Linked DNA regions of Homo sapiens: regions 1, 2 and 4 are each linked to region 3. The links are chromatin loops, found by intact Hi-C in ENCODE. Cell type or tissue: heart left ventricle. All regions are shown on one strand.

Region 1 (8,000 bases), 76 kb before region 3:
GAGGTGGGGCTGAGACCCACCTGGTCTGGTCCAGATACCAGGAAGGGCCGTGGGTGGGTGCCTGAGAGCAAGGGGTGGAAACAAAAGGCCAGGTTGGAGAGGGACCCTTGGTGCCTGGCCCCTGCGCCTGTCGGTCCTCGAGGTGCCCATTACAGGGGAGGAGGCGGTGGCTCCCACAGCCACTGGGGCGTGCCTTGGCTCTTTCCCCCACTTGTCATCAAAGAAGGTCTGTAAAACTCAACTGCCACCTGCCCCACCTGCCCCTTCCCTGGGCACTAGGCTGTCCCTTCCTGGGTCCTGGTTTCAGCCCTGGTTCAGCCCTGCCCGCTTCCTTCCTGGCTGACCTCAGGCCTCACCTGATGGGCCACAGATCCCAGAAAAGGTCAGACCTGGTCTTGCCACTGGGGACCTGCCCAGGCTGTGCTGTCCCTTCCCGAGTACCCAGGGACCTGAATCCCCCAGGGCCTGGGCCAGGAAGGAGACTGGGTGGGGCCCCTGTGCCTTCGGCCTACTGTGTGCTAGATCGGCTTGGAGCCCAGTCACCCCACTCAAAGGCAAAGGTCCTTGCCAGGGGCAGGGCAGGAGGGACCCCCAGAGTGCAGAGCGCCCGAGTGCTATTCCTTGCCCATGAGCTGCCCACTGCAGAAAAGTTCTAGCAGAGCCCAGTGCTAACCACCCAGCAGGAGTCTGTGTCTGTCCCAGGGACCCCAGGACCTGTGAGGCGGGACTGGATTACTCCCATCTCACAGAGCGGCCCCTGCTCCACCTGACCCTCCCAGGGCTCCTGGCGCCCCCAGGGTGCAGGCTGGGCAGGGTCCTCTCCCCACTCCTCCACCTCTCGCCACCTGCCCCCACTGCCTCATCCCAAGGGCTCCTGCCCAGATCGGACTCCCAGTGGCTTCCAGGCGTCCTAGGGGTGGCATCTGATCCCAGTCCTGCCTTCGAGTGTGGGGGCTCCGCGCTCTCCCCTCCCCCACGGAGCTCAGGGCAAGCCTCTGTCCACTCTCCCCGCCTCTGCACGTGCAGTTCCCTCTCTCTGGGAAGCCGATGCCAGCAGCCTCGCCGGCTCCGTCCCGTTGCCCCCGCCAGACCTTGCAGCCCGAGAAGGGGGACTGGCACACAGTGGGGCCCCGCGGCGAGCCGGGAAGGGGCCGTTGTGGGACGAGAGAAGGACGAGGTGAGCTTCGGACCCCGGCCAGTGCCTCTGGCCCCGCTTGCCAACCCCCAGCCCCTAACGTGCCGGGCCGGGGTCCGAGACTTGGGAGCGCAAGCGCTGGCCCCCGGCGCCGGGGCGAAGAGGCGGGGCGGCGGGCGGGGACCGGGGTTCCGGGGACCAGGGTCCCCGGGGCGGGCGCTCACCTGGGCTCGGCGCGGGCCTGGGCTCGGGAACCGCTTGGGGCCGCGGGCGCGGGGGGGCGGGGAGGCGCGGGCGGGGCGTGTCTGGCGCTGCGTTTGCACTGCGGCCGGGGAGCCCGCGGGCCCAGCACCGCCCCGCCGGGCCGGAGCAGGTGGGGGGCGGCCGGGGGACAGGGGCAGGCCGAGGCCCTCGGCGTCCGGACCGGAGTCGCGGGGCGTAGGGAGGCAGCCAGGGGCCGCTCTGGCCGGGGGCGCCCCGGGCCCGAGTCTGGGTCTCCGGGGATCCTCGCGACCTCCCAGGGATGCCCAGCTGGGGCGCGGGCAGGGTCTTTTTTCCTTTTCTTTCTTTCCAAAGTCTCAGAACCATCTGTGGGCGGGGTGGGGGAACTTGAATCACTCTGAGAAACCTCCACAAGAAAGAAAACCCCAATCAAACCTTGCTGCCCACAGCTCCCTTCACTGGTTGGGGGAGTTCAGGTTCCCCGGTGTCCTAGGTTCCTCCCGGCCCTCTCTCCACACATACCAGGGTCTGTTTTCAATTATATTTTATTACATTTTCTTTTTCTCACCTGTCATTTACCAGAACTCCTTGGGTCTCCAGAAATCACAGTGCACCCTGATGTTGTGCCTCCTCCTCCAGGAGGCCCTCCCTGATCAGCCTCCCCTCTATTAGGGCTGATTATTCTGGTTCCTAACACTTGGGTGTTTCATTGTCCTTAATGTGTGCATCTCTGCGTTGTAGGTAGACCTTGTCTTTCAAGCAGGCTGGAGCACAGAGGCTGTGTGGGTTCCTCCCCGGTCTGGGCCTTGCTCTCCTCTCCTGTAAGGAGGACAATAATGACAGCAGTAAAGTCCCCTGTGCCAGGCCCAGCCAGCCTTCCCAGGCCATCCTCTGGGACTATTTATGCCCCACCCCACCCAGGGGGCAAGTTCGAGCCCCCACCACCACCACCCTCCTACAATTTTACAGATAGGAAATGCAGCCCAGGGAGTCCTGGTCTCGTTCAGGGTCAGGAACAGGCCCTGCATGGGTCACACTGGGGGCAGGTGGTGGGGTGACCAGGCCCAGAGGGCACATGTGGCTCAGTTCAGGCAAGTCCTCTCAGCTCATGTGTTGCTTCCACAGTGGGACCGTTGCCACTGCCACAGGAGAGTCCCATCACAGGGCAGATGGCAGTGCTTGGGGCTGGTGCCCTCAGTCTCCAACCAGCCTGCCCCCATTTCATACACGTGGTGATCTTGCTGCCCCACCCACCTTCAGAATCTCCTCTAGCCAGGAAGACAGTGTGCCTCATAGTAACTACAGCTGTGATTTTGCATGCATTTATTTCCTTACCCATCACAACAGCCTGAGAAGGAAAGTTCTCTTTGTATTATCTCCATTTCACAAACGGAGAAACTGAGGTTCAGTGAGGTTAGGGACTCTCCAGGGCCACACAGCTGCTAAGTGGCAGAGCAGCCCTGGGCAGGCTGGCCTCCCAGATGGAGGGCTGGAAGCAGGAGGGGAGAGGCCTACCAGGCTCATGCAAGACCACAGGGCCTCCAGTGCACAATGCAAGTCCTGTTCTGTGACCTTGGCAATCAGTGAGTGGACCCCTCTGCTCCAGCCTTCCCAGGACACCGCAGGTAACTGAAATACTCTCCCAGACTGCTGCCAGGACACCATGACAGGCACAGAGCCAGGCACAGGGGGTGCTTGGGAAGTGGGGTCGGGGCTGCTGAGTTTGGGGTGCCAGAGATAAAGCTGGGGAAACAGGTCAGTGTAGGGACTGAGGCCAGCAACTTGGGGAGATACCCTGACACAAGGCAAGTGCAGGCCTGACCTGGGGCAAGTCCATTGTGGCTCCCTTTGCCGCAGGCACTGTGCTTGAGGTTCCTGCTGCCCCATGGTGGGGCAGAAATCACAAGATCTTCGTAGAGCAAAAGCTAAAACCAAGGGCAGGCTAAAAGTGCTGCCTCTCCCGAAGGGCCCTCAGGCTTAGTGGAGATGCATGTGGACCAGGGGCCCCAGGAAGACCCAGGAGGGCTCTGAGCCCCGGGCAGCCTGAGGTCCTGATATTGCCCCAGGGATAGTTCTGGAAAGACGATAATATTCCAGCAGCTTTGACAGTACCAAATGGGGCACATGGCTGCGGTGAGATGACCTAGAGCAGCTGGGAGGTCCCTCAAGCCCATCAGACACCCCAAAGGCAGCAGGAGATAGCCAAGGTTAGAGAAGCAGTGAGTGCGGGGAGGATAATTCCACAGCCTGGGAGAGAGGTGGATCCCTAGGCACCCCCAGCCCTGGAGCACCCCACCACACAGCAAGCTTGTCCCTCTCCTCCTTACATGTACCCTCTACTGTCAGGTTCTCCTGTTCCCCACTCCCCTCACCCTAGGGTCTCCAAGTAGGGTGTGCAGGTATTTTAGGTAAGAAAGTGGCCGGGCGTAGCGGCTCACGCCTGTGATCCCAACACTTTGTGGGGGCTGAAGCAGGAGGATCACTGCCTGGGCAACATGGCAAAACTGTCTCTACAAAAAACAAACAAAACAACACTTCACCTTGGTGTGGTGGTGCAAGCCTGTAGTCCCAGCCACTTGGGAGGCTGAGGTGGGAGGATGGCTTGGGCCTGGGCAGTCAAGGCTGCAGTGAGCCATGATTCTGCCACTACATCCAGCCTGGGCGACAAAGTGAGACCCTGTCTCAAAAGAAGAAAAAAAAAAAAAAGGCCGGGTGCAGTGGCTCACACCTGTAATCCCAGTATTTTGGGAGACCAAGGTAGGAGGATTACTTGAGGTCAGGGGTTCAAGACCAGCCTGGCCAACAAGATGAAACCCCATCTCTACTAAAAATACAAAAATTAGCTGGGTGTGGTGGCACACACCTGTAATCCCAGCTACTCAGGAGGCTGACGCAGGAGAATCGCTTGAACCCAGGAGGCAGAGGTTGCAGTGAGCCGAGGTTGCGCCACTGCAGAGTGAGATGGCAGAGTGAGACTCCGCCAAAAAAAAAAGAGAAAGAGAAAGAAAAGGGAGGAAGGGGAGGGGAGGGGAAGGGAAGGGAGAGGAAAGGAGGGGACGGGAGGGGAGAAGGGGAAGGAAAAAAAAAAAAAGAACTGAGCCAACTTCAGTATCTAACATTGTGATTGACACTGTCGCCCCTCTGGAGCCCAATCTGAGAATCAGCAGGATTCTCCTTGTTCTGTCTCAGGGTTCTGAAGGCAGAAACAAGACTAGGGGCCTTTTCCCTGCAGGCTGAGGCGGATTTCCAGACGCAGAGACCTCAACTTAATTAACTGATCCCCAGGAAACGTTGAAGGACTGATACAGCACAGCCAACATGAGCCAAGGGCAGCTGTGTGGAGGGGCAAGCTGATGCAGTGGTGCCCACAGATGCACAGTGATTCATTCATATGGAAGCATAGGTTGGGGGATTCCCCAGGTCAAAGAACTGGGGCCCAACCCCATCGCCCATGCCTGTTCCTGCCCCTCTGCCTTGCCCTGGCTACTGCAGCCCAGCTTCTTCTCGGCCCAGGTCTGTCTACACAGGCCTGACGACTGTATGCCCAGCACCCACTGGATTCTTTGGGGTTGTTCAACTCTGTCCAAAGTCAGCTCCAGCCCATTGACCTATTCAGTTCAGACTAGGCCCTCCTCAAATGGCTGGCTTTGCAGCGCACACTCTCCTGTCCCCAGGCTCTGGGATAGCCAGTCTTATTTATTTATTTATTTATTTATTTATTTATTTATTTATTTATTTTGAGACGGACTCTTGCTCTGTCTCCCAGGCTGGAGTGCAGTGGCGCGATCTTGGCTCACTGCAAGCTCCGCCTCCTGGGTTCACGCCATTCTCCTGCCTCAGCCTCCCCAGTAGCTGGGACTACAGGCGCCTGCCACCATGCCGGGCTAAGATTTTTTGGTATTTTTCATAAAGACAGGGTTTCCCCGTGTGAGTCAGGATGGTCTCGATCTCCTGACTTTGTGATCCGCCCACCTTGGCCTCCCAAAGTGCTGGGATTACAGGTGTGAGCCACCGCGCCCGGACTTTTTTTTTTTTTTTTTTTTTTTGAGATGGAGTTTCACTCTTTTTGCCCAGGCTGGAGTGCAATGGCATGATTTGGGGTCACCGTAACCTCCGCCTCCCAGGTTCAAGCAATTTTCCTGCCTCAGCCTCCCGAGTAGCTGGGATTACAGGCGTGTGCCACCATGCCCGGCTAATTTTGTATTTTTAGTAGAGATAGGGTTTCTCCATGTTGGTCAGGCTGGTCTTGAACTCCTGACCCCAGGTGATCTGCCTGCCTTGGCCTCCCAAAGTGCCGGGATTACAGGCATGAGCCACCGCGCCTGGTGAGGGATAGCCAGTCTTAATCCCTGTTCTCATGGAGGGAGGTGGCAGGAGCTGAGGGCAGATGCCCGTAGGTGTTCATAGGAGAGGAAAAGGGCATTCACACAGAAGAAACAGTGTGGGCAAGGAGGTAAGATGGTAAATTCTGGAGAACTCAGAATATGCCAGTCCAGTCCAGCTTGCCATGAAGTTCTGGGCAGGGGCCTGGCATGGAGGTTGGCTGGTCTGGAGGAACAGGGGGAGCTGGGTAAGGAGTCTTCATCACATGTGTTTTGTTTTTGAAATGGGGTTTCTCTCTGTCACCCAGGCTGGAGTTCAGGAGTACGATCATAGCTCACTGCAGCCTTGAACTCCTAGGCTCAAGGGATTCTCCTGCCTCATTCTCCCATGTAGATGGGACTACAGGCATATGCCACTGTGCCCGGTTGCATGTGTCTTCAGGAAAGAAATCTAAGACTGGTGTTGGACTGGAAGGAGGCAAGAGGTAGGCGGAAGAGGTCAGAGGACTCCTACAGTGAGGGCTGGGCAAGAGCTAGCCCACAGGGCTGCAGGGTAGCCCTGTCCCTGTGGCACTTAATTAGACCCCATGAGGAATTTCTATCATCAATTTGGCAACAGGCCAGGAGCGTGGCTCACACCTGTAATCCCAGTTCTTTGGGAGGCCAAGGCAGGAGGATTGCTGGAGCCCTGGAGTTCAAGACCAGCCTGGGCAACATGACAAAACCCCCTCTCTAAACACACGCACACGCGCGTGCGTGCACACACACACACACACGATTGACAACAAGCTCCACACTCCCAGTGACCGATGAGCTAGTATGAGCTGTCTCAGGCCAGGCGTGATGGCTCATGCCTGTAATCCCAGCACTTTAGTAGGCCGAGGCAGGTGGATCATCTGAGGTTAGGAGTTCGAGACCAGGTTGGCCAACATGGCGAGACCCCGTCTCTACTAAAAATACAAAAAAAAAAAAATTAGCTGGGCATGGTGGCGGGCACCTGTAATCCCACCTACTTGGGAGGCTGAGGCAGGAGAATTGCTTGAACCCAGGAGGTGGAGGTTGCAGTGAGCTGAGATCGCGCCACTGCATTCCAGCCTGGGCGAAGGAGCGGGACTCTGTCTAAAAAAAAAACAAAAAACAAAATGAAACAAAAACAAAAACAAACAAACAAACAAACAAAACCAGCTGTCTCAGTCCACACAGTGGAATATTATTCTGCCGTGAAAAAGTTTTTTTATTACAAACATTTTATTATTTTTAATTATAAACAGTGTTTTGTAATTGTGTTAAAAATACATATTTTTTTTTTGATACAGGGTCCTGCTCTGTGGCACAGACTGGAGTGCAGTGGCGTGATGACAGCTCACTGCAGCCTCCACCTCCCAGGCTCAGGGGATCCTCCCACCTCAGCCTCCGGAGTAGCTGGGACTACAGGCATTTGTCACCATGCCTAGCTAATTTTTGTATTTTCTTGGTAGAGACAGGGTTTCACCATGTTGCCCAGGCTGATCTCGAACTCCTGAGCTCAAGCAATCTGCCTGCCTCGGCCTCCCAAAGTGCTGGGATTACAAGCATGAGCCACCATGCTGGGCCTAAATATTTTAAATATTTTCTTTTTTTTTTCTTTTGAGACAGGGTCTCGCTCTGTTGCCCAGGCTGGAGTGCAGTGGTGCGATTACGGCTCACTGCAACCTTCACTTCCCGGGCTCAGGTGACCCTCCCACCTCATTCTCCTGAGTAGCTGGGACTACAGGAGTGGGCGTGCCACCATGGCTGGCTAATTTTAAAAATTTTTTCGTAGAGGCAGGTTTTCGCCATGCTGCCCAGGCTGGTCTTGAACTCCTGGACTCAAGCAATTCGCTCACCTCGGCCTCCCAAAGTGCTGGGAATACAGGCATGAGCCACCGCACCTGGCCTTTCTTTCTTTCTTTCTTTCTTTCTTTTTTGAGACTGAGTCTTGCTTTGTTGCCCAGGCTGGAGTGCAATGGTGCGATCTCAGCTCACTGCAACCTCCGCCTCCCAGGTTAAAGCAATTCTCCGGCCTCAGCCTCCTGAGTAGCTGGGATTACAGGCGTGGGCCACCACACCCAGCTAATTTTTGTATTTTTAGTAGAGATGGGGTTTCACCATGATTAGCCAGGCTGGTCTCAAACTCCTAACCTCAAGTAATTCACCTGCCTCAGTCTCCCAAAGTGATGGGGTTACAGGCATGAGCCACCACACCTGGGCCAACTCCCAGGTTCAAACCATCCTCCCACCTCAGCCTGTGGAGTAGCTGGGACTATAGGTATGCCACCAAGCCCAGCTAATTTTTTCATTTT
Region 2 (8,000 bases), 130 kb before region 3:
GCCTTAAGAAAGTGACTCAACCTCACTGAGCCTCAGTCTTCTCCTCTGAAATGGGGATCACAGGACTTCCTACCAGGCAGGGGATATGTGAAGACTGAACATAATGATTCAGGAAAAGATGTAGCCCAGTGCCTGGGGGACACCGAGCACAGGCTGAGCCTTCAGCCACCTGGGAAGGGGAAAGGGAAACACGGGTGGCCCCCTGGGGCTGATGGAGGAACAAGGGACCCGCTGGGAGGATCCTGGGTAAACTCACCTCTGGGCATCTGCCCTGAACTTGGGCTGGCGTCACAAGGAAGTTGGTCACCAAGAAGAACACGTTCTCTCCCTAGGAGGCAAGTCTCAAGGTTGGCCTGGCTGGGCTCGTGTTGACTGGAAAGGCCGGAAGCCGGCAGCCTGGTTTATGAGGGAAGGGATGTTGGCCCCATCAAGTCATTAACCCTGTCCCCCTGTAAGGCAGACTGAAGCAGAGATGGGAGGCTGGCAGTGGTTCTGGCCATTTTTGAGACCAGGAAGCCTTGTGCCCATGTCCATCTCTTGAGACAAGTCTCTTGTCTCAACCAAAATTTGTGTGTGTGTGTGCATGTGTATGTGTGTATTTAGAGACAGGATTACACTTCGTCACCCAGGCTGGAGTGTAGTGTTGTGATCAGTGCTCACTGCAACCTCTAACTCCTGGACTCAAGAGGTCCTCCTGCCTCAGCCTCCCAAGTAGCTGGGACTACAGGCTCCAGCTACCATGCCTGGCTCCAACCAGAATATTCCAACAGCCTGCTGCTTCTAGTACTGAAGATCCAAGGGAGAGCTGGGCCCAGCACCTGCTCAGGATGGAGACGAGGTGAGTCTCCCATCTCACACACAGCAGCACTGGCATGGCAGGGGCCAAGGGAGAAGAGGGAAAGCTGTGTCTGTGGTCAACGGGTGGCCGAGGACATTGGAAAGAAAGGCTGACCCTCCAGTGCTGCTCGTGAGAGCACTGTGAATTTGGGGAATGTATGCCCAGGAAGGGAAGGTGAGGGCTGGCCAGATGGTGCTGGGAGTGGCAGCCATTAGGATTGGGAGGAAAGTGTGGACACCGTCATGGGCAGGGTTGGGGGAATTCCTGAGGGTAGAAGCAGGCGCTGCAGGCTCTCATGATGCCTGGTGTGAAAGTTCAGCTTGGCTGCTGCGTGGTGTGCACCGAGCAGTAAGGGAGGAGGCGAGAGGGGCATCTAGGGACCCTCTAGGAGGCCATAGTCTCATGCATGGCATGGCATGGGTAGTGGTGAAAAATCTTGGAAGGGACAGGAAGGGGTCCAGGGTGAGTCACGGGTCTGGCTGAGGCACTAGTGGATGTCACAGCCACCATGACTAGTGGGCGTCACAGAGGCCATGCCAGGAGAGGAAAATAATTGATCTTTGGACATGTGGGTGTGCACCTAGAAGACAGCTGTGCTCTGGGCAGGTGATCACTGGGAATACACCCTGGGCATCAGAGGAGCAGAAGTGGCAGTTGAGGCTGGGGATGAGCTGGGTGGAGGGAGGAGGAAAACGCAGCCGAGAAGAGGGGAGGAGCAGCACCTGACCGTAGTGCCCCAGGTCAGGGAGCAGGGCTACAGGGAAGTTCCATGCCCCAGCACCTCACACCACTCTCAAGCTCAAGCCATTAGTCCTGGACACTCCCTTCTTTTCTGTTGGCAGTCTTTGGAAATGCAGTTTCTCTGGCCTGGCTTTTTTTTTTTTTTTTTTGAGACAGAGTCTCGCTTTGCCACCCAGGCTGGAGTGCAGTGGTGCAATCTCGGCTCACTGCAAGCTCCACCTCCCGGGTTCATGCCATTCTCCTGCCCCAGCCTCCCGAGTAGCTGCGACTACAGGCGCCCACCACCATGCCCGGCTAATTTTTTGTATTTTTAATAGAGATGGGGTTTCACCGTGTTAGCCAGGATACTCTCAATCTCGTGATCCACCTGCCTTGGCCTCCCAAAGTGCTGGGATTACAGGCGTGAGCCAGCACGTCCAACCCTGGCCTGGCTTCTTGAGTGGCCCCTTTTTCCACCCCAAAACCTCCTACACATCCCTGAAAGTCCTGTCCAGGTGCCACTCCTCTGTGAAGCCCTTCCTGAGAACCCGCAGCCGTCTCTGGCATCACATGCTTCTCTCTCGCACACACTGGCTGCATGGCGGGTGTTCAGGCTGTCAGTGGGGAAAGGACTTGCGCCCCCGTCAGCAACATCAGGGCCCCCACCTGAGGTGGCTTCACGAAGTCGGCCACATCCCACAGCCGGTTTCCAAGCTCCTTGATCTGAGTGACGGAAACCCCTTTGAGTTTGGTGATGATGGAAAACTGGGGTTCCAGGTCCCGCTCCTGGTAGCCTTTTTTGGCGAGGAGAGCCCACCTGGGGAGGAGAAGTCGGGCAGTGTGGTGTGTCCCCAGCGTGTAGTGACAGGGGCGGAGCTGAGCCCTACATGCTCAGTTCTCCCCCCACACCCTACAGGCTCCCGGCCCAACATCGAAGGCCCCACCTCCTCTCTGGCCCCACTTCCCACTCCAGACCCCCTGAATGAGACAGAAGCTCCAGCCATGCATCAGAGAGCCAATGCCCTCAGACAATCACCTTCACTAGCCAGCACCCACCCCCAGCCTGACTAGATCCAGCTTCCCCCTTACAGACTCTCCTGACCCGAGATACAGCTGGTGGTCTCTCTGGGGGCCTAGTGCTCCAGCTCTCACAGATGTTAAGGACTATGTCATGTGCCCCCTGGGTGGGGCCTGGGTGGGGGCCTGGGAAGGAGGCAAGTGGACACACAGGACAAACACACAGCTTGTTCTTGCTCTCCTGTCTTGTATCGCCTAGCTCTCCCCAACCCCGTCCCAATCTGCCCCCTTCCACTCCAGCCCCTAAACAGCCCAACCCTCAACTTCAACCCAGCAGGACCAAGCCCCACCCCCCACCTCTTCCCTTGCCCCTCCAGCCTGGCCAAAAGCTCTTCTCTCTTACCCTACCACATAGACCACGATCCCAAACTGCAGCAGCCTCTGCAGGGCGCCCACCCGCCAGTTCCTGGTCATCACATACTTCTCCGTCTTATAATCCAGAAGCCCCCAGCCTGTCGTAGCCCCTGGGGAGCCCATGCTGCCAGCTCCTGCTAGCTGCGGGCACATGAGTCAGCATGGCAGCTGCAGCCGCAGCTGAACAGGAGGCAAAGCAGGGCCCGAGCCAGGCCAGGCCAGTTGCTGTTAAAGGGACACTTCCACTAAAGCAGGATCCAGATCCAGCCTCCAACACCCAGCCCTCAACCCCTAATCCCAGCTGCCCTGCACCTCCCACCCTCCCTACATTCCCTTTGCTGGGCCCTGGCACACAGAGAACAGCAGCAGCTCTGTCCCTGCCCTCTGGCCTCACTTCCTGGGGTGGGAGTGGAGGTGGTGGGAGGGTGGAGACGGACAGCTGTTATCAGTGCTGTGAGAGGAGGGCCTGAGGGCAGCAGCAGCAGGGCGGGGAGGGTGTTGAGGAAAGCTTCCGGAAGAAGTGACCTCTAAGCTGACCCTTGCAGATTTCTGAAGTTCGACAAGCAGACAAAGATGGGGATGGAGGTTCCTGGTGCAGGGAGCAGCGTATGCAAAGACCAGAGCATGCAAGATAACTAAGAGGCACAGAGTGAGAGGGTGACCTGGCTCTGCGAAGTTCCCCAGGCCCTCCTGAAAAGCTGCCCCCGCCACCTTCCCCAGTGCAGTGAGGACAACACAAGTCCTGGAGTCAGGCGTGTTTCCCAGTCCACGAAAGGGGGGCGATGCTGGAACCCCCTAGGAAGGCAGGGAGGATGCCCACAAGGCGCCCAGCCCAGTGCATAGCCCGTGGCGCGTGCAGTTTATCCTCTCAGGCGAGGAGCCTCAGCGCAGGAGAGCCACGGTTTCTACGGCAACCTACAGCACTGGGTTGCCGGGGCGACCGCCGCGGGGGAGCGCGTCGCTAATTGCCGTGGCAGACGCCAGTCGATGGACGCCACACTCGATTGGTCAGCGCAGCCGCAGACTCCGCCCACATCCCCGGGTCGCGCTCTAAGTGAGGCGCCAAGCGGTCTCCGCCTCAGGGTCTGAGGCTGCGAAAGGGGCGTAACGATGAGCGGTTCCTGCCAGAGGTCTGGGGAGGATAAAAAGCAGGAGGAAGAGGCGACGGCGGCCTGTGGACGTCTTGCAGGGGTCCCCGAAGCCAAGCAGGGTCCCAAGGCCGATTCAGACTCCGACCTAGAGACGGAAGGTGCTCGGGGCAGGGGCCAGGCCCGTCTCCTCCCCTTGGGGGCTTCTCCCGCAGGGGTTGTGGGAGGTGGGCTGGCGCCGCCGAGGAGGCAGGAGACCTCTGTCCAGCAGGGCACGTAGCCCTCTGCGGGGCGTCTCCAGCCCCCTGCCCTCTCCTCGGCGCTCCTGGCGGCATCAGGAACTTTACCATGAGAAGGCGCTTCTAGAAGGAGGTTAAAATGGAAAATCCCGCCAGACAGTGCACCAAAGGCTGTCCCGCCCTGAAATGCAATCAGAGCTGGGTTTTCCCAATCCACAGGTAAAACTAATATAATGGATGTATAGAATTTAGAACTACTTCCGGTTTTTTCCCTGGGGAAAATATTCACAAAACATTTGTGGTCTGCAATCAGGTTAAAAGACATAGTGTGCCATTTGTCATCAGACAGGTAGAGGCCTGACTCTGGCAGGATTAGCTACCACTAGCTGTGAGACTTTATGTATTCATTTATTAGAGCCAGGGTCTTGCTCTGTCACCCAGCTTTCAGTGCAGTGGCAGGATCATAGCTCACTGCATCCTTGAACTCTGCACTCTGGTGAGCCTCCTGCCTCAGCCTCCTGAGTCGCTGAGACTACAGGGGGCTACCACATCTGGCTAATTTAAATAATTTTTTATCTCGCTATGTTGCCCAGGTTGTCCAGCTTTCTTTTGACAGCTGTATGACTTTAAGGAAAAGATTTGCGTTGCCTTAGCCTCGATGTTCTTATCTGTCATATGCGGGCAGTGGTCCTAAGGAGCATAGGAAGCAGTGCTTCTAGAGGCAAAAAATAGGCCAGGTAGTGATGCAGGGCAGGGGAGGAGGCAGGTGGCTATAGCCATGCAGGGGTTCACATTCATCCCCCTGTCTCCTACCAGGCACCCATGGACTTGGAGAACTGGTCGGGGACACCCTGTACCTGAGGTCTTGCTGGATCCATAGCATTGTGCCCATCTTCTGCTTTCTGTGCCAAGGGAGTGCCCCAGAGCTGAACCTGCTGCACGGTGGCCTGGGGCCCCAGGTACCACTGGAAGGACACTGGGTCCAGGCTTACAGGGAGAGGCCCCGGGAGACAACAGCCATGGGAGTGCCCCTGAGTCTGTCCCCTGTACTCCCCAGCTTCTGCCTGTGCCAGGCATGCCCTACCCTCGACATCTGAGAGACAGATGGGATTGATGCTATGACAGATGGCATGAAGGGTTGGGGAGCCTTCAGGCTTCTAACCCGCTGGGGGCTCTGGGAGAGGTGGGGGTGGGGGACACCTAGGTGGGGCCTAAAAGGAGAAGCATGTGTCCCTTAAGCAGGTGGAAAGGGGGGTACTTTCCAGGTGGGGGACGTGGAGCGGGCTGAGCCCTGGAGCATGAGCCAGGATAGTGGCCAGTGTGTTTGCTCTGTCTGTCCCAGGGCGCCGGTCTCTGGCTTCCTCATTGAGCTCCAATCCATATGTCAAGTGGCTGAACTTTTGGGACAGTGGGCTCTATGGGGCAGGTACAGAGGCCCTGGCAGGTGCCCTGAGCAAAAGCAGCAGCATCTGCGGTAGGTGCTGGGTCTGGGGCAGGTGGGCAGGCGTGAGTCCTCCCTTTCCTCAGGGATGTGCCTCCACCCCTGAAAGCTGGGCCATGTCACCTGGGTCCTGCTGGTGTTGCTGGTGGATAGAGGAGGGGCCTCATCACAGGAGGGGGTATGTGGGGTGGAGTTAGACCCTCTGCTGTGCAGCTGATGCTGGATACAAGTCCCTTCCTCATCCACCCTACCCCACCACTCTCCTTCCTTGTTGGCTGGCACCCATTCTCCTGCCCTGCCCTGCACATGGGAGACTCCCCAGTGCCTGAATGCAGAGTGGAAAGTCCTGCAACACAGAGAGTTGGGGGCGGGGAAGTTCAAGAAAGGGGTGGGCAAGGTGGGAGTTCATTGAAGCTGAATCCAAATGCTGTCTCTGCCACTGAGAAAACGGGGTGACCTATGAAAGCAGCTCAGTTTCCAATCTGTGAAATGGCCCCCACAAGACCTCATAGGCTTGGGGCTGTGGTGAGCATGAAGTGAAATGCACTCCTGAAGTGATCAGCAGAGTGTGTGACCCATGTAAGTGCTCCATGCACAGTCACCTGGGCTATTATTGCCAATCCTGGCAATGGGGCAGTGAGGGCTTCTGAAGTGGGTGGTGATATCACTGCCAGACATAATCATTGATGGGGTGGCTGCCCCCCACCACAGCAGTCTCTACAGTACCAGGAGGTAGGCAGTTTTAACCGCTTGACACAGAAGCTGGTGGGCACACAGGGAGGGGGAGGTCAGGGGCAGAGGGGACCCAGCCATTGGGAGCCAGAGCCACCATGCAACCCCAGGACAGTTAACCTGTAAGTCCTTTTCCTCTGCCTCAGACCTGGAGGTTTGGGGGATGGCAGAAGAGGGGGGAGGGGGGTGGTACCTGGCTTTGCATCCCACTGGCTGAGGAGTGGCTCCGTCCCCCAGATGTGGACCTGTTGGAGAACCAGCTGGGAGTGGCAGGAGCCCAGGCCCTCTGTGCCGCCCTCACAGTGAACCAGGCCATGCGGAAGATGCAGCTGTCAGGGAATGGCCTGGAGGAGCAGGCGGCCCAGCACCTTGCCGAACTCCTGCTGGCCCACACAGACCTGAAGTCCCTGGACCTGAGCTACAACCAGCTGAATGACCAAGCAGGTAATGCCTGCGCAGGGCACCATGGCCATGAAAGCTCAGCTTCCTGGGGCAGGGATGGGTGGGGGTTGGCAGGACCGCGCTGCACATCGCCAGGGAGCATGTGCTCTGGTTCCTGCTCCCCACACCCCACCTTGCCCCACTCCTCTTCCACTCCAGCCACACGGAACTCTTCATTCCTTCCACAAATATCTCATTGCGCGCTGCTGTATGTGCTGGGCACTGACTTAGCCACCAGGGATCCACCTTGAACAAAACCAAGTTCCTGACCTCAAGGGACAATGTTAACAATATCATTCTGAGTAATTATTGGCACTGCAAAAGAAACAAATAGTTTATGCTTCTAGAGAAGAATGGGGACCCCCTGCTTTAAAGAGGTGGCTGGGGAGGCCTCTGTGAGGTGACATTTAAGCTGAAATGTGCAGGGTGGGAAGGAGTCAGCCATGGCAAGATCAGAGGGAGAGCATTTCAAGCAGAGGAACAGTGAGCATGCGGGCCTGTTTCCCAGACTGGCAGACAGCAGTGTGCCTAGGCTAGGGAGCCAGGGAAGCGTGGCCAGGCTGTGGGGTGGAGAGGGCAGAGGGCTGCAGGGCTGTAGGCCGTGGCAAAAAGGGTATAGATTTTGTTCCAGGTGAGGTAGAAGACATGGTTGGGATTCCTTGGTCTCATCACTCTCATGCCCCTGAGTGTTTGCTTTGCCAGGAATTTGCACTTCTACCTGCCTCTCCTCAAATGGTCCAATAATAGTAACAATCACCTGTGACCCTGGGTGAGGCATGCAGATGTTGACCCTGGACCTGCTGAACCAAACTCTTAGGGGAATGCCAGTGAATCTGCATTTTAATGGATGCCCCAGGAGAGCTCTTTTCTGCAGCATTTCAGAAGCTCTCATCTGGCTCAAGCAGCTTAGAGGGAGTGGGGTGGCACCAGACTTGGCCTTTGAGAATTGGCCCTGGAGTGTAACTGCCAGAGAAGCAGTTTGTCTTCTAAAAAAATTACTACTGGGAGTCAGTGAAATTAAAAGACAGGCTTATTTCAGACTTTGACAAACTGAACATAGGTGTCTCTTT
Region 3 (8,000 bases):
GCCCTGGCACCATTTTGCTTGTCTCCATGAAATGTGTCTAGTCTAGAGGGTAGCATTTTTTTGTCGATCCCAATCATCATGTGAAAAGTTTCTGGAGCCATGTTACGTCTTCCTTCATTCTCTGTGAAAATGCAAGCAACTCATTTATAAAGTAGCATCAGCAACCAGGCCTTCCTGGGCATGGGAGTGGGGAAGAAGTGGCAGAAAGGACCAGCTCGCTGTCCTGTAGCTTACGGACAGTCCCCTCAGCACAGGACGTAGAACGAGAGGGTCTGAACAAGAACAGGACAAAACGAGGCCCTCTAATATGTCAGACGAAGACAAATTTCCAGAAAAGTGAAGGCAACTCCCCTTCCATATACCTGGGGTTAAGAAAAAAAAAACCAAAAAACAGAGAAGGGCGGGTGACTGGCTTCATCAGTCCAGCAAAAGACAGGGAATGTGCATAAAATAAGATGTTACTGTGCTTCAAGTCAGTTGAATCACTAATCTCATTAGGCAAGTGGAAGTCTGCTGAGAATGTGGCAGTGGCCTTTACATGTATTTATTTTAAATAATTAGCTTAGGTCTGAGCTATAATGACTAATCTCCACGAGTCTATGCCTGACGGTGATAAAAAGTTGACATACATGGAAGGTGTTAGAGGAAAGAACCAGAAACAATTACAGTAAGTGGAACCGTGCACAAAAGCTGCTCTGCATCCCGGGTTCATGCTTTTAAGCAGCCTTTTTGCTGAAAGCCTCACGAAGTAGTTTTGTTTGGGTTGAGTGTTATGTTTAAAATTTCCCTTCTACCAGTTATTGAGAAAATAATAATGCCGAGCTCATCTAATAAACAAATGTCTAGTTCGATAAGCTTTAATCAGGCCCTCACACCCTGGGATGGTCGTTAATGACATGGATCAGAATCCCTGAGGTGGCTGGAATCTAACAAGTGGGTAGCACAGAAAGCTCACCTTGCCTATGGAGGCTGTGGATATTTTTAGGAAGGTCATGCATTATGGGATGGGAATTTTTATAAACAAATTGCTACATAAAAACTAATGCACTGTTGCAGCACTTGTGGAGGTTTCCTTTGCTTTGAGACACCACTGTTTATAGGCTGCAGACTGTAAAGGGAAGTACTGGGAAATGGCAAAGGTCACATGGGCCAGTGCCATGTTTTAAGGTCAAAGGCACTGTTATTTTAAGTGACCTATCTCATTATTAAAATCAGTCACTTTCACCATCTTCAAAATATTTTGTTTTTTTAAAAAGACAAGGGCCTTGTGGCTCCAACTATTTTGTTGGATGTACCAACATAAATAAATCAGTTTTAATTGATGCTTCTGCATGATTTCTTTTGTAAAATGAAAGGAGAAAATGAACTGGGCCAGTTAAAATGGTATCTGGGCTTTTTGCCCCCTTAGCAAAATCCTTCTATACAAAGTCAGCGTCATTTATAGAGTGCCAGTCCTAAAACCAGGTGGCAGAGAAATAAGTGATGATTCAAGTTACCTTGCAAGAAGTGCAGAAGAGTGGGTGGGAATGCTAGACAGGTCAGGAGACCCCCGGTACCAAATAAACATTTTGCCCTACTGAGGCCTGCCTAATGGTGATTCCCAGAGGGGTGGAGGAAGACCATTGTGCAGCTGCATCTGTGCAATACTCCATTCCCACAAACTCTATTGGGCGCCCCTGTCGGTCAGCCTCGCAGCCTCGAGCCAGTGGAAGACCTGTTGCAAATCACAGATGGAGAGTTACAGATGGGAGCACGTGGGGAAGAGGGGCTCACCCAATTCCCCACACATTTCCAGGAGTCGCAGTGAGCAGTGCTGGTGTGAAGCCCTCCTACTAATATACATGCCAAGGATGGGGGGCTGGAGGGAAGCGGGGACATCTGCCAACAAAAGAGCAAGATGGCACACTCTATTTCCCATTCTAACACTGATCCTTTCTGGGAGGATGAAAGAATCACAGATAATGTGCTCAGAGAGTGTGTGTGTGTGTGTGTGTGTGTGTGTGTGTGTGTGTGTGTGTGAATGATGACTCCTAAACAAAGGTGTGGGAAGGACCCTCCTCCACCAAACGACTGGTTCACAGGCCCCCTTAACACTCTGACTCATGGTAAGGCTTAGGAATGAGAAATAGAGGCTCATGGCTGCAAGACTGAAATTCTGTTCCCATCTTTCCATATGCTCATTAAAATGAGAAATGCAACTCTTCTTATTCCAGCATGGTAATCAAACGCCCAAGATATGCAGGGCCAGGCTACTGTGCTCAGACAAAAACTCTAATAAGCATTTTGCTGGAAGAACTTGGTGAGGTGTTAACCCTAGGAAAATGTGGGACAAACACTTCCTTATAACAGCAAAAATGTCTTAAGACCTACTCTATTATAACATTTGCAAACACACATTAATTTACATACTAAAATAGTAAATGAAATTTCTTGGAAGTTCAAAAAAAGATCTTTCAAATCTTTTCATCACAATAGAGTGGAAATCCGTCTGTCTTCAGAGTTGTCGAACTTTTCTTTCTGTGCTTTTTATGTTGACATCTAACTTGTCCACTTTGGTTGTCAGCCGGTCAAGAATGTCATCTTGCTCCTCAATTTCTGTCTGCATCCCCAGGGCTATGTCCTTCAGACGACCCAGTCCCATGGACAGCTCATCTGCAGGAGGAGGAAATGACACGCAGGCATGAGCAAACAGTCACGGCACCTGCAAATGCTTCTTGATGGTGTGGGTAAGTGGGAGAGACAGGGATCTGTGTTGCCTGGGGGGACTGCACCCACTGCAGAGATGAGTCTTGACTTAATTGATTCTGTCAGGGTGAAGAGTAAAGCCTTTTCCCAGGTTTGTGACTGTGTGTGTGTGTGTGTATGTGTGTGTGTGTTTGTGCACGCTGGGGGTAGGGAGATATGCCCAGGGCTGCTTTCTGCCTTTTTACTAGGAACAGCAGCCAGGAAAGAGCCAGAGAGGAGAGAGAAGAGGTGGTGCTTTGTAAGCCTTCTTACTTGCAAGATTAAATATAAAACACTAAGAGAAAAAGGATCAGGATACACAAAGGCTTAGCACTGGTACCACAAATCTAAGCAAAATCAGTTTTTTGTTTTTTTTTTTTTTGAGACAGCATTTTGCTCTTTTGTCCAGGCTGGAGTGCAGTGCCATGATCTCGGCTCACTGCAACCTCCGTCTCCTGGGTTCAAGCAATTCTTCTGCCTCAGCCTCCTGAGTAGCTGGGACTACAGGCACACGCCACCACACCCGACTAATTTTTTTTGTATTTTTAGTAGAGATAGGGTTTCACCATATTGGCCAGGCTGGTCTCGAACTCCTTACCTTGTGATCCGCCCGTCTTGGCCTCCCAAAGTGCTAGGATTACAGGCGTGAGCCACCGCGCCCGGCCAAAATCAGTTTTTTTAAAAAGGTAGTTTTGGCCGGGTACAATGGCTCATGCCTGTAATCCCAGCACTTTGAGAGGCTGAGGTGGGTGGATCGTATGAGGTCGGGATTTTGAGGCCAGCTTGGCCAACATGGTGAAACCCCATCTCTACTAAAAAATATAAAAATTAGCCAGATGTGGTGGTGCATGCCTGTATTCCCTGCTACTCGGGAGGCTGAGGCAAGAGAATCACTTGAACCTGAGAGGAGGAGGTTGCAGTAAGCTGAGATCAATGCACTGCACTCCAACCTGGGCGACAGAGCAAGACTCCGTCTCAAAAAATGAAATAAAAAGATAGGCTGAGTGTGGTGGCTCATGCCTGTAATCCCAGCACTTTGGGAGGCCGAGGTGGGTGGATCACTTGAGGTCAGGAGATCGAGACCATCCTGGCTAACATGGTGAAACCCCGTCTCTACTAAAAATACAAAAATTAGCTGGGCATGGTGGTGCACACCTTGTAATCCCAGCTACTCGGGAGGCTGAGGCATGAGAATCACTTGAACCCAGCAGGCAGAGGCTGCAGTGAGCTGAGATTGTGCCACTGCACTCTAGCCTGGGCGACAGAGTAAAACTCTCAGAAAGAAATTAAAAAATATAAAAATAAAAAGATTGTCTTCAAGTCAGGCACAGTGGCTCATGCTTGTAATCCCAGCACTCTGGGAGGCTGAGGTGGGAGGATCACTTGAGCCCAGAAGTTGGAGACTAGCCTGGGCAACAAAGCGAGACTCCATTTCTAAAAAAGAAAAGAAAAGAAAGAGAAAAACAGTATAATTAAAATTAAAAAAAAAAAAAAGATAAGTCTTCAGCTCTTTGCTTCTTAAGCTTACTAAAATTCATGGCCTCGTGCTCCATGGAGAGCAGAGCCTGTGGTTGCCTCAGGCCTCAGGAGGAAGCTCACTGGCAGCCAGGGCAGCAAAGGATAAGCAAACAGAGAGGCTGAGATAAAATGTGTGATAATGTAAAACCACCAGGCCAGGGCGCTGGAGTCCAGAGAGCTTGCCTGAGATCCTGAAATAGCAGGGAGATAGTGTTAAGACGGGAAGAGTGTGAACAAAGGCAACACTCCCTGCCCCACCAGAGTGGACCGGCCTGGCCTGTGTCAGCAGGGCCAGAGGGCTGAGCTCTGAACTAGCCACTCGCCCTTCTGCCCAGGCCCACCTCCTACTCTAGACTGCGTCCTGCCGGTAACTGCCCAGCTGCTCGTCCACAGTGCCAACTGTGCACCCTCAGCACCTCCTAGTGGCGGGCAGTACTCAGCACTTCTTCCTGCCTCTGAATGCAGTATCCTTCCTCAAAGTCCCTTCTCCCACTTCTGCCAGCAGGCACCAACCATACCACTAGCCCTAACCTCTCCCTTTCTCGCAGTGAAGGACAAAGGGCTTTCACGCCTCTCTGGGCTTCTCTGGAGTGGTTAGATCTGGGCAGACACACCTTCTGCCTCAGATAAGTCTTTGGCTCTGGAGGACAGAGTCCAGGGCATAGAAGGAGGTGGCAGCTGTCTGGGGCTTCCCAGACAGCAAGCAGGAGAAAACCCGTGCACAGACACTCCATGTGCATCTTCATGGGTTTCAGTTTTGCCTTCCACTAGATACCTTTACAGCAGGGGAGGATTTTATTATTTGTCCCCTACACTTTGCCAACTCCTAACAGGGGGTGGGAGACTGACAGGGTGACCCAGGTCACCACGGGGGAGATTTCTGCTCAGGGAGTAGCGGTAGGAGGAGGCAGCAAGTCTGAGACACTACTTAGAATAAACTCACAGAACTGCCCACAGGCCAACACCTACTTGAATTTCAAGTAACTGACTTTTCCATTCAAAAAATAATCACTGGCTAGGGCGCAGTGGCTCACACCTATAATCCCAGCACTTTGGGAGGCCGAGACAGGCGGGTCACCTGAGGTCGGGAGTTCGAGACCAGCCTGACCAACAAGGAGAAACCTCATCTCTACTAAAAATACAAAATTAGCTGAGCATGGTGGTGCATGTCTGTAATTCCAGCTACTCGGGAGGCCGAGGCAGGAGAATCGCTTGAACCCAGGAGGCAGCGGTTGCAGTGAGCTGAGATTGCACCATTGCACTGCAGCCTGGGCAACAAAAGCAAAACTCTGTCTCAAAACAAAACAAAACAAAACAAAACATAATCACTAAGTGCTTGCCTGCTGGGCCCCAGATACAAAGTAGTGACAAAATGGAAACACTCCCATGCTGTCCTGGAATCTACAGTCTGATTGGGAAGACAGCAGGCAAACCAGCAGATACACAATCACAAACGGCCAGGGCAGCCCCCTGGAAACACAAGGGTCCTGAGAGACAGGGAGAGGAGGCCATACTAATGCAAGACTGACAGAAAGAGAAGGAGCCAGCCTACAGAGAGTCGGGGGAGCCCATCCAGGCAGATAGGGGCCACGAGGCAGAAAGAACTCACATCAGAAATCCCACACGAGCCTGCAGGTGATGAGGGCAGAAGGGACTAGGGCAGCCAAAGAGAGCCTGGACTGCACTGTGAGTGTGTGGGGTTCCATGAGAGAGTTCTGGAAGAATATACCCTTCACTTCTTCTTTTTTTTTTTTTTTAGGTGGAGTTTCGCTCTTGTTGCCCAGGTTGGAGTGCAATGGTGCGATCTTGGCTCACTGCAACCTCTGCCTCCCGGGTTCAAGTGATTCTCCTGCCTCAGCCACCCGATAGCTGGGATTACAGGCGCCTGCCACCACGCCCGGCTAATTTTTGTATTTTTAGTAGAGACAGGGTTTCACCATGTTGGTCAGGCTGGTCTTGAACTCCTGACCTCGGGTGATCCACCCGCCTTGGCCTCCCAAAGTGCTGGGATTGCAGGCGTGAGCCACTGCGCCCGGCCCCCTGCACACCCTTCCGTTTTGAAACATCATGCTGGAGGCTGTGTGGCCAAAGTGCCAATTGCAACACGAGCACTAACTCTTACCATCCCAGGCACTTTCTGGCTCAGGTAACCTTTCCACTGTTCTCAGAGGTAGCCCATTTCACAAGGAGGAAAACAGGGCTCTGAGTGGCCAGGTGGGAAGGATGAAGTGAGCGGTCACGTCCAGGCTATACTTTATGGCCTCTCAGGGACTCCTGGGTCCCTGGTGCTGTTCATGAAAGTGAGAGGTGGGGAGGGCTCGGCTGGGCTAGAAGTAGGAAATGGTGAGAAGTGGAGAGATTCCAGAGACAGTGAGGTGGCAAGATGGACCCAGCTTGGCGTGGGATGTGATGTGTGGTGAGGGAACTGAAGCTGGAGGATGCTCATGCAGGGGCTATGCTTGGCGTAAGCTGCCTGAAGGACAGTGGCTTACAGAAGCTGGTGTGGTGCTCAGTCTTACCTAGGTTGCTGTCGATCTTCTGGTGATAGGCTCGAAGGTGTGGGTTCTTTGGGTAAGCATCAGTACTCATGGCAGAACCAGCCCCTCTGGGGACAGGGTCTAAGTTTAGAAGGAAACACCAGGAGAGCGGTTAATTGACATTCCTTCAAATGCTGCTTCACACACCCAAAACAATTTCATCTGGAAAATGGGTGGAAGGAACGAAGGGGTTGGTTCTGAGGCTATCCAGAGGGATGAGGGAGGAGCACAGCGCAGGCTCATGGGCCAGAAGAAGAGACGCTTCCACGGGGTAGGAGAGGGTTCTCACTTTCCCTCAGTACTTGGGAGATCAAACACCCTCAAATTAAGGGTCACCTAACTCCTGGTGCACAAGCTCAGGAAAGACAGAGTCACACAAGTGACAATACAGAAGTGGAACTGCAATAATGCAAAACTACACAGTCTGTGGACAAAGTATAAAAATACAAATTGTTACGTTACATAAATGGAATTATGGGTAATTTCGTTTCTTTCTGAAATTTATTTCTACACTATCTTTGCACTTGAAACAAATACGCAAAAAAAAAAAAAAGAAATGTTAAATAATGCACATTTGCCACAAGAAATCTTCCTTGAACTTTTAGTTTCTTCTTTTTTAAAATTATCTTTCTTGGCTTGAATGAACTTCAGTTTCTAAACGCACACGGAAAAGCCCTGTCATCCCGGTTTATCTCTTTCAGGGAAACTTCACTTTCTAGACTTAGCACATTTCCTCCAGCACCAACCAACTGAAACCATTCTGCAAACTGTGTCGATTTTTTCTTCAGTCTTTTAAGTTAATATATACTGCACAAATAAAAACTCTCTTTAATTCCTTAAAATTGTGTCTTGGGTGCAGTGTCCTGTGCCCCTTCTCCAGGGTGTGATGAGGCCGGTTTTCCCAGCCCTTGCCTTTCAATTTACACTCACTTCCTCCACTTGCCTTTCCAGAATGAACTGTGCTGATGATGTTAGTCTCTCCTGCTCCCCGCTCTTCCTCCATCTGGGCTCTCCTCAGCTGCATCAACCACAACCATGGTGGGTTCCAGAGCTTCCATGGTGTATCGTTTTCTTGAAGGCAGCACAGTAAGCCTTTGGTTTCTAGCACCAATTTCAATGTACCTGGCTATTGTGGGGGCCTATGGAGGAGGCCCCAGGAGCCCTAAATTCCTTTCCAGATAAGGGATGTTTCTGGGCCTATCACTTGATAGAAGTGGAATG
Region 4 (8,000 bases), 49 kb before region 3:
GGCTGAGGCAGGAGAATGGCGTGAACCCGGGAGGCGGAGCTTGCAGTGAGCCAAGATGGCGCCACTGCACTCCAGCCTGGGAGACAGAGCAAGACTCTGTCTCAAAAAAAAAAAAAAAAAAAAAAAAAGCAACTTATGTTCCAGATGTGCCACAGGAAATACATCTTTGTTTTGTTCACTACTGTATCCCAAGTTCCTAGCCTGTCACATAATAGGCACTCAATAAACTTTTGTTGAAGTGAATGTTTTTTTGGAGGTGTCCAAGTTGAGACTGGAGGGCCATGGAGTTAGACTCTGAAGAGGGCTAAAAGCACAGGGAAAATGATTGAACTAAATGACCTAAGGTATCAATACAACCTTTCTGCTTGATTTATACCAATTCCATCCCAAATCACTTTAAGTCTCACTTGTAAGCCTGGGAAACTATTTTTCCTCCACACGATCTGTTTCACTGACTTCAATTCCCACAGATCCCCAGCTTGTGTCACCAATTGTTTTCTTATGCCACACCATGGGGGAAAAGCACAGGTGAGGCTGCATTTAGACACTTAAATACAAATTTTCATACAAATAGTCATGGGTGTGTGTACCCAGGGTTAAGTACAATTCTAAAGTTGCTATTTCTTCCGTTTTAGTCAGAAAAGCATACTGGAATGCAAATGAATGAGAATGATATTATTACATGACAGTCAAGCATTTGCTCTAAATTTAAAAATTAATATATAAAAAGAAATTGCCTGTAAACCTGACCTTGTCAGTTGTGAGAAACTGGCTGTTTCATGACTCAAATGAAGGCAATGCAAGAAAATTGTTAATCTCCTCAGCTCAGCCCTTCGTGATATGGCAACAGCCCACTGCCCTGGCTGTCTTTTGCCACTTTTGCCCTTTGCCCAGCATGCTCACCTGTCTACAGCTATTCAGTGACGTTAGTCTCATCACACAAGCTCTACTCACCTTACAGATACCAAGTATTCCCCTTCAAATCAAATCTCAGGATCAACTCTTTCCTTGCAGAAAAGTCAGCAAGAAAAGAAAATAGCTAAACACAAACTGGTTTTAAAATATCTCTTTACTTACAGGAATCCTCTTTTGAAAATCAAGATTAAAAAAAATTGTAAAATAATTTAAGGAATAAAGTCACCTAAGCCATCATCATTCTCTGTAATACTATCTAGGGGAATAACGAAGCTTCAATTATCAGCACATTTTGTCCTACTTGTCTGTTTCTCATTTTAATTTTAATACTTTTCCTAGTAACCTAATTGCAAAAGTCCCAAGAGTTGTTTTTAACAAGATCAGACAGGCACCACTATCCTAATAATAGTTTTAGAAGATAACAATCATAAAAACATTTACCCCAGCTACTCAGGAGGCTGAGGCATGAGAATCGCTTAAACCCGTGAGGTGGAGGTTGCAGCGAGCGGAGATCATGCCACTGCACTCCAGCCTGAGTGACAGAGACTCAGTCTCGAAAAAAAAAAAAATTTACTTATGCTATAACCTAAAGTTTCATTTAAATATTCAGAAAGCAAAATACCACTAAATGGAATTTGGTAAAGGTCTATTTCTCAGGTCCCATTTACATTCTCTCTCAGTCAAGCACCAAACAAACCCTTGGCTGAAGCTCAGCTGGCTGGGTTAGTGTCATGAGGCTCAGGTGTGGAGAACCTCTCTCTGGGGCCAGAGAGACTAGGAACTATGTATGGCCAAGTATGTAGGTTATCTTAAAATACACAATCATTAACCAGGCTTCCTTCCTCCTACTCCTGACCTCTCTCAGGCACCTACTTATCCACCCACTCACCAAGCTCTAAGTGATCCCTTCTGTAATACCTGGTATTCCTCCCTACAACCTCCTAGTACTCGCTCCAGTGAGCACACACGCACGCACACTAGATACAGGTTTCTAAAACACACATCCTAGAGCCAGAGGTCAACAGGCAGGTACCTAAAATTCTGACTGGGAGCCTCGACTTTCAAGGTTCTCAACGAGCAGCTGCCAAACACACACGAGTCACACCCACTCTGACTCCTAGCTCCCCAATCCTATGCTATGATGGACGTGAAAATGCCTCAAAAGGCTGAAAACACAATGCATGCTACAGGGTATTAACAGCCCAGAGCACCAAGGTGCTGAGGCATAGACCAGGCCAGAGGCATGCACCTGTGCCTAGGCAGGTCTGTGTGTGGGTGAGAAAGCTGGAAGGCCTGGCCAGGTGCAGCGGCTCACGCCTGTAATCCGAGCACTTTGGGAGGCTGAGGCGGGCAGATGATCAGAGGCTAGGAGTTCAAGACCAGCCTGGCCAACATAGTGAAACCCGGTCTCTACTAAAAACAGTTGGGTATGGTGGCGGGCACCTGTAATCCCAGCTACTTGAGAGGCTGAAGCAGAAGAATCGCTTGAGCCCAGGAGGCAGAGGTTGCAGTGAGCTGAGATTCTATCAACTGCACTCCAGCTTGGGCAACAAATGAGACTCCATCTCGAAAAAAAAAAAAGGAAAGAAAGCTGGAAGGCCTGCTCAGCCAGCACTCCTATCTGTGGAGGCAGCCTCCTGAGACCTGGAGCCTCTCAGTCCCTGACCCCCACCACAGCCTCAAATGCTCCTTTTCCTTATAGCCAACATGAAAGGGAGGCAAAAAATCAAACATTGAAACAAACCTTCAGGTGCAGTTCATTCAGATACTACTACTGGTCCAAAGAAAAACTTGAGGGCCAGGCATGGTAGCTCACGCCTGTAATCCCAGCACTTTGGGAGGCCGAGGTGGGCAGATCACCTGAAGTCAGCAGTTCGAGACCAGCCTCACCAACATGGAGAAACCCCGTCTCTATTAAAAATACAAAAAAATTAGCCGGGCATGGTGGCACATGCCTGTAATCCCAGCTACTCCGGAGGCTGAGGCAGGAGAATGGCTTGAATCCAGGAGGCGGAGGTTGCAGTGAACCGAGATCGTGCCATTGCACTCCAGCCTGGGCAACAAGAGCGAAACTCCGTCTCAAAACAAAACAAAACAAAAACAAAAACAAAAAAACACTGAGGACAACCTATGGAAAAATACCCATGAAACCAATTCTAGCTAACTTTTATCTGTGGGCAGGCTGTTTGGTGAGTCAGGATTTGGTTTTTTTGAAGCAAGAGGGTCCCTTACTTCATCCTTCTGAAATGCACTTAGGCTCTCTCTCAACATTCTCCCCCCTTTTTTTGAGATAGGGTCTCACCCTATTGCCCAGGCTTAAATGCAGTGTCATGATCTCGGCTCACTGCAACCTCTAATTACCTGGTTCAAGCAATTGTTCCACCTCAGTCTCCTGAGTAGCTGAGGCTACAGGTGCATGCCCACCACGTCTGGCTCATTTTTGTATTTTTTGGTAGAGATGGGGTTTCACCATGTCTGTGACCAGACTGGTCTCAAACTCCAGACCTCAAGTTATCCACCAGCCTCGCCCTCCCAAAGTGCTGGGATTACAGGCATGAGCCACTGTGCCCAGCTGAGAAAGAGTTTTTTTAAAAAGTAATATTTAGTTAGAAGAAAATGACTTGGCCAAGTGCAGTGGATCATGCCTGTAATCCCAGCACTTGCGGGCTAAGGTGGGTGGGTCACCTGAGGTCAGGAGTTCGAGACCAGCCTGGCCAACATGGTGAAACCCCGTCTCTACTAAAAATACAAAAATTAGCCGGGCAGGGTGGTGCATGCCTGTAGCCCCGCTACTCGGGAGGCTGAGGCAGGAGAATCACTTGAACTCAGGAGGCGGAGGATGCAGTGAGCCAAGATCACGCCACTGCACTCCAGCTTAGGCAACAAGGCAATAGAGCGAGACTCTGTCTCAAAAAAAAAAAAAAGAAAAGAAAATGACTTGGTAATTAAAATGTTCAAGTTCTATTTCATGCTATTCTAATTTACAAAATCCATAACAAGCAAGGGCTGATGTATTTTAAAATCATTCCTCTATGGCTGGGCGTGGTCGCACATGTCTGTAATCCCAGCACTTTGGGAGGCCAAGGCAGGCAGATCGCCTGAGGTCAGGAGTTCAAAACCAGCCTGGCCAACATGGTGAAACCCCATCTATACTAAAAATACAAAAATTCGACGGGCATGGTGGCAGGCATCTGTAATCCCAGCTACTAAGGAGGCTGAGGCAGGATAATCATTTGAACCCAGGAGGCAGACGTTGCCATGAGGCAAGATCATGCCACTGTGCTGGAGCCTGGGTGACAAAGTAAGACTCCATCTCAAAAAAAATCATTCCTGGGCCGGGCACGGTGGCTCACACCTGTAATCCCAGCACTTTAGGAGGCCAAGATAGGCAGATCACGAGGTCAGGAGATCGACACCATCCTGGCTAATACGGTGAAACCCTGTCTCTACTGAAAATACAAAAAAATTAGCCAGGCGTGGTGGCGGGTGCCTGTCGTTCCAGCTACTTGGGAGGCTGAGGTAGGAGAATGGTGTGAACCCAGGAGGTGGAGCTTGCAGTGAGCGGAGATTGAGCCACTGAACTCCAGCCTGGGCGACAGAGTGAGACTCCATCTCAAAAAAAAAAAAAAAAAAAAAAAAAATTCATTCCTCTACCAAGCTCAAGAGAAATTCTAAGACATTTTCATATTTCTCAACTGATTCCAATGTTAGAAATACAGAACCATATATGTTGATTTTGCCTCTAGGTCATGGGTCTTCCTTAATCATTATCTTTCCTTACTGGAAGAAAAACCAACAACTGCAAAACTAAATCTGTTAGGCTTTGGGAACAAGAAAGAGCAAGAAGGCTGAGAATTTGGGGCAAACAAGGAATAGGACAGAACAAAACAAGCTGTGAAACACTAATAATGGGCCAGGCATGGTGGCTCACATCTGTAATCCCAGTACTTTGGGAGGTCGAGGTAGGAGGATTGCTTGAGGCCAGGACCTCGAAATCAGCCTGGGCAAACAACTCTTTTAAAATTAGAGACCTCGTCTCTATAAAAAAATTTTAAAATGAAACGCTAACAGTGCGTATCTTCCAAAATCATCCAGTGCTCTAATTCCATGAATATAAGCTTAAATGAGCAGAAACTAAACTAAAACTAAAAATTAAAACCAAATGTCAAAGGACCCAAAAAGCTAATCTGAACAGATTTTACCTCTAATGCCAAGGCAGTCTTGTCATAAGCACAGGGTACTCTTTTCTGGATTGCTTTCGCAAAGACAGGTCCATTCTGTGTGGATGGCAAAGGGGTGATTGCTGCCCCAGGAGAACCGGAAACTGCAGGTAGAGGAGTTGTGGTCTGAGGTTGAGCGTATGCATGAGCAGGTTCTGGGATCCCATAACTGTTGGAATTCCTATTTCCATGCTTTCCGTGTGGTGAGGATCTCACAAGCTTTTCGACATAAGGGACAGGAATCATCCCAACCCGGCCATCCTTGTTCCGGGCACTCCACCACTGTTCTTCAGGCTTCTCTATTATCACTAGGATCTCACCCTTTTTAAAGGGCAGGTCTTCGGCATCATTCCCAGGAAAATCATACAGAGTCCGTACATATTCCAGGTTATCTTCTGCTGTAGGCAGGTTGGGTGCTGAGACAGATCCCATTGGTGGGCTTGGATACCTTAAGAGAGAAAGAAAATTACTCTAAGAGAAAAATCTTACTCTAAGCCAGTGCCTGTCAAACTTCTTAATATACCACTCTCCTCTATAATAAATTATTTTCCTTTTTTATGAGACAAGTTTTGCTCTTGTCGCCCAGGCTGGAGTGCAATAGCGTGATCTTAGCTCACTGCAAACTCTGCCTCCCAGGTTCAAGTGATGCTCCTGCCTCAGCCTCCTGAGTAGCTGGGATTACAGGCGCCCACTACCACGCCCAGGTAACTTTTTTTATTTTTAGTAGAGAAGGGGTTTCACCATGTTGGCCAGGCTGGTCTTGAACTCCTGACCTCGGGCGATCCACGCACCTCGGCCTCCCAACGTGCTGGGATTACAAGCATGAGCCACCATGCCCGGCCTCTACATTTTTTTTGGAGATGGAGTCTTGTTCTGTTGCCCAGGCTGGAGTGCAGTGGCAGGATCTCAGCTCACTGCAACCTCTGCATCCCAAGTTCAAGCAATTCTCCTGCCTCAGCCTCCTGAGTAGCTGGGACTACAGGCACATGCCACCACGCCCCGCTAATTTTTTCTATTTTTAGTAGAGACGGAATTTCACCTTGTTAGCCAGGATGGTCTTGATCTCCTGACCTCGTGATCTGCCTGCCTCGGCCTCCCAAAGTGCTGGGATTACAGGTGTGAGCCACTGAGCCCAGCCTTTTTTTTGGAGACAGAATCTTGCTCTGTCACCCAGGCTGGAGTGCAGTAGCGCAATTTCAGTTCACTGTAACCTCTACCTCCCGTGTTCAAGTGATTTTTCTGCCTCAGCCTCCCGAGTAGCTGAGATTACAGATGTGCAACACCATACCCAGCTAAATTTTGTATTTTTAGTAGAGACAGGATTTTGGCATGTTGGCCAGGCTGGTCTCAAACTCCTGCTGGCCTCATGTGATCCACCCGCCTCAGCCTCCCAAAGTGCTGTCATTACAGGTGTGAGCCACCACGCCTGGCTTTATTTTCCTTTCTATATTCTTAGTAGTTAAGAAGGTTCTATCATGTTGTAATTTTTGTAGTCTGTACTGTCCCAAAAGTTACTATTCTGAATGTCTTTTCAAATTACAAGTATACACACACACATACACTCCATCTCTGTTTTACAGAAACCTTTTGATTACACAGAGATACCTGGTTTAAATTTATTTTTATAATCTCAAGTAAGTTCGGAAGCTGCCTTCCTTTGGACCCTTGTCACAACCACCACACACTCTTCCTCCCAGTCCTAATCTATGGCTTACATCCTGCACACTTCCCTGGACACACAGAAAATGACAAAGGCCTCTGCCTCTGGCCTCTTGAAAAAAAAGGAACAAAAAAGGGCTTACAGACTTGCCAAATTAAAAATAATAAATCCACCAGGCGTGGTGGCTCAGACCTGTAATCCCAGCACCTTGGGAGGCCAAGGCAGGCAGATGACTTGGAGACCTGCCTGTCCAACATATCAAAACCCTGTCTCTACTAAACAGACAAAAAATGAGCCGGGCATAGTGGCACACACCTGCGGTCCCAGATACTCAAGAGGCTGAGGCAGGAGCATTACTTGAGCCCAGGAGTTAGAAGCTGCAGTGAGCTATGACTGCATCATTACACTCCAGCCTGGGCAACAGAACAAGACTGTCTCAAAACATAAATAAATAAGAGGCCGGCGCAGTGGCTCATGCCTGTAATCCCAGCACTTTGGGAGGCTGAGGTGGGCGGATCATGAGGTCAGGAGATCGAGACCATCCTGGCTAACACGGTGAAACCCCGTCTCTACTAAAAATACAAAAAATTAGCCGGGCATGGTGGTGGGTGCCTGTAGTCCCACTTACTCAGGAGGCTGAGGCAGGAGAACGGTGTGAGCCCGGGAGGCGGAGCTTGCAGTGAGCCAAGATTGCACCACTGCACTCCAGCCTGGGTGACAGAGCGAGACTCCGTCTCAAAAAAATAAAATAAAATAAAATAAAAATAAAAATAAATAGCTAGCAAGAGTAGTAGGAGCAAGAGTAATAATAAAGAGCTCATACTTATTATCTATGCTAGGCATGGTTTACGATCTTTGAAGAGATTGGATTATTTAATAGTCTGTGAGGTAGATGCTGTTATTATCCCCATTTTACAAATGAGGAGCCAAAGAAGAGGTTAGACTTGCACTCAGGGAGTCTGGTTCTAAACTCTTCACTCATAATGAGCTAATCAGCCTTAGGGACGAACCCTGCATCTGTCAGGTGTATGAGAATTAATGGCATAATGCATGTGAGGCATTCAAAATTACCGAGCAGCACCAAGCATCCAATGTACCGACATGAACACACACATACCCCTTCAAGTATATCCCTGCTTCTATTTCTTTCTCTTTTTTTTGAGACAGGGTCTTGCTGTCATCCTGGCTGGAGTGCAGAGTGGCAC

The links. A loop is a pair of places that touch in the nucleus more often than their neighbours do. Peaks named below come from ENCODE experiments on the same cell type or tissue, not always from the same donor. Only the 100,000 strongest peaks of a DNase experiment are listed, where the experiment ranks them.
Region 1: it touches region 3 in a loop (2.3-fold over the local background); 22 of 110 quality-filtered maps call a loop at or near these places.
Region 2: it touches region 3 in a loop (2.5-fold over the local background); 14 of 110 quality-filtered maps call a loop at or near these places.
Region 4: a loop joins it to region 3, with 2.6 times the contacts of the local background. A loop is called at or near these places in 7 of 110 quality-filtered maps.

What each region holds. Positions count from the first base shown.
Region 1 is chr22:20,958,567-20,966,566 of GRCh38, reverse strand. LINC01637 (long intergenic non-protein coding RNA 1637) reads right to left here. Exons shown (of 2, transcript NR_110537.1): 2 at 1,887-2,176. It also overlaps a transcript of AIFM3 not described here. Among named protein-coding and RNA genes, the nearest start is that of AIFM3, 4.7 kb to the left of the region's middle. RefSeq lists enhancers at 4,551-4,610, 4,651-4,740. In heart left ventricle, CTCF peaks have their summits at 4,311 and 4,512; a DNase peak (open chromatin) is centred at 966; H3K4me3 peaks cover 1,078 bases; H3K27me3 peaks cover 2,942 bases.
Region 2 is chr22:21,010,317-21,018,316 of GRCh38, reverse strand. It overlaps P2RX6 (purinergic receptor P2X 6), which reads right to left and starts at 3,152. Exons shown (of 12, transcript NM_005446.5): 1 at 2,979-3,152; 2 at 2,225-2,375; 3 at 257-328. The coding sequence starts at 3,142. THAP7-AS1 (THAP7 antisense RNA 1) reads right to left here. Exons shown (of 2, transcript NR_027051.1): 2 at 7,943-8,000. It also overlaps the pseudogene TUBA3FP. RefSeq lists enhancers at 4,123-4,272, 7,170-7,985. In heart left ventricle, no CTCF peak of the experiment used is centred here; a DNase peak (open chromatin) is centred at 3,986; H3K4me3 peaks cover 2,427 bases; H3K27ac peaks cover 2,229 bases.
Region 3 is chr22:20,882,331-20,890,330 of GRCh38, reverse strand. SNAP29 (synaptosome associated protein 29) reads right to left here. Exons shown (of 5, transcript NM_004782.4): 4 at 6,762-6,860; 5 at 1-2,652. The coding sequence ends at 2,495. Among named protein-coding and RNA genes, the nearest start is that of SNAP29, 27 kb to the right of the region's middle. RefSeq lists an enhancer at 4,060-4,560. In heart left ventricle, CTCF peaks have their summits at 4,464 and 4,665 (motif pointing left); a DNase peak (open chromatin) is centred at 4,620; H3K27ac peaks cover 756 bases.
Region 4 is chr22:20,931,362-20,939,361 of GRCh38, reverse strand. CRKL (CRK like proto-oncogene, adaptor protein) reads right to left here. Exons shown (of 3, transcript NM_005207.4): 2 at 5,118-5,583. Among named protein-coding and RNA genes, the nearest start is that of CRKL, 18 kb to the right of the region's middle. In heart left ventricle, no CTCF peak of the experiment used is centred here; no DNase peak of the experiment used is centred here.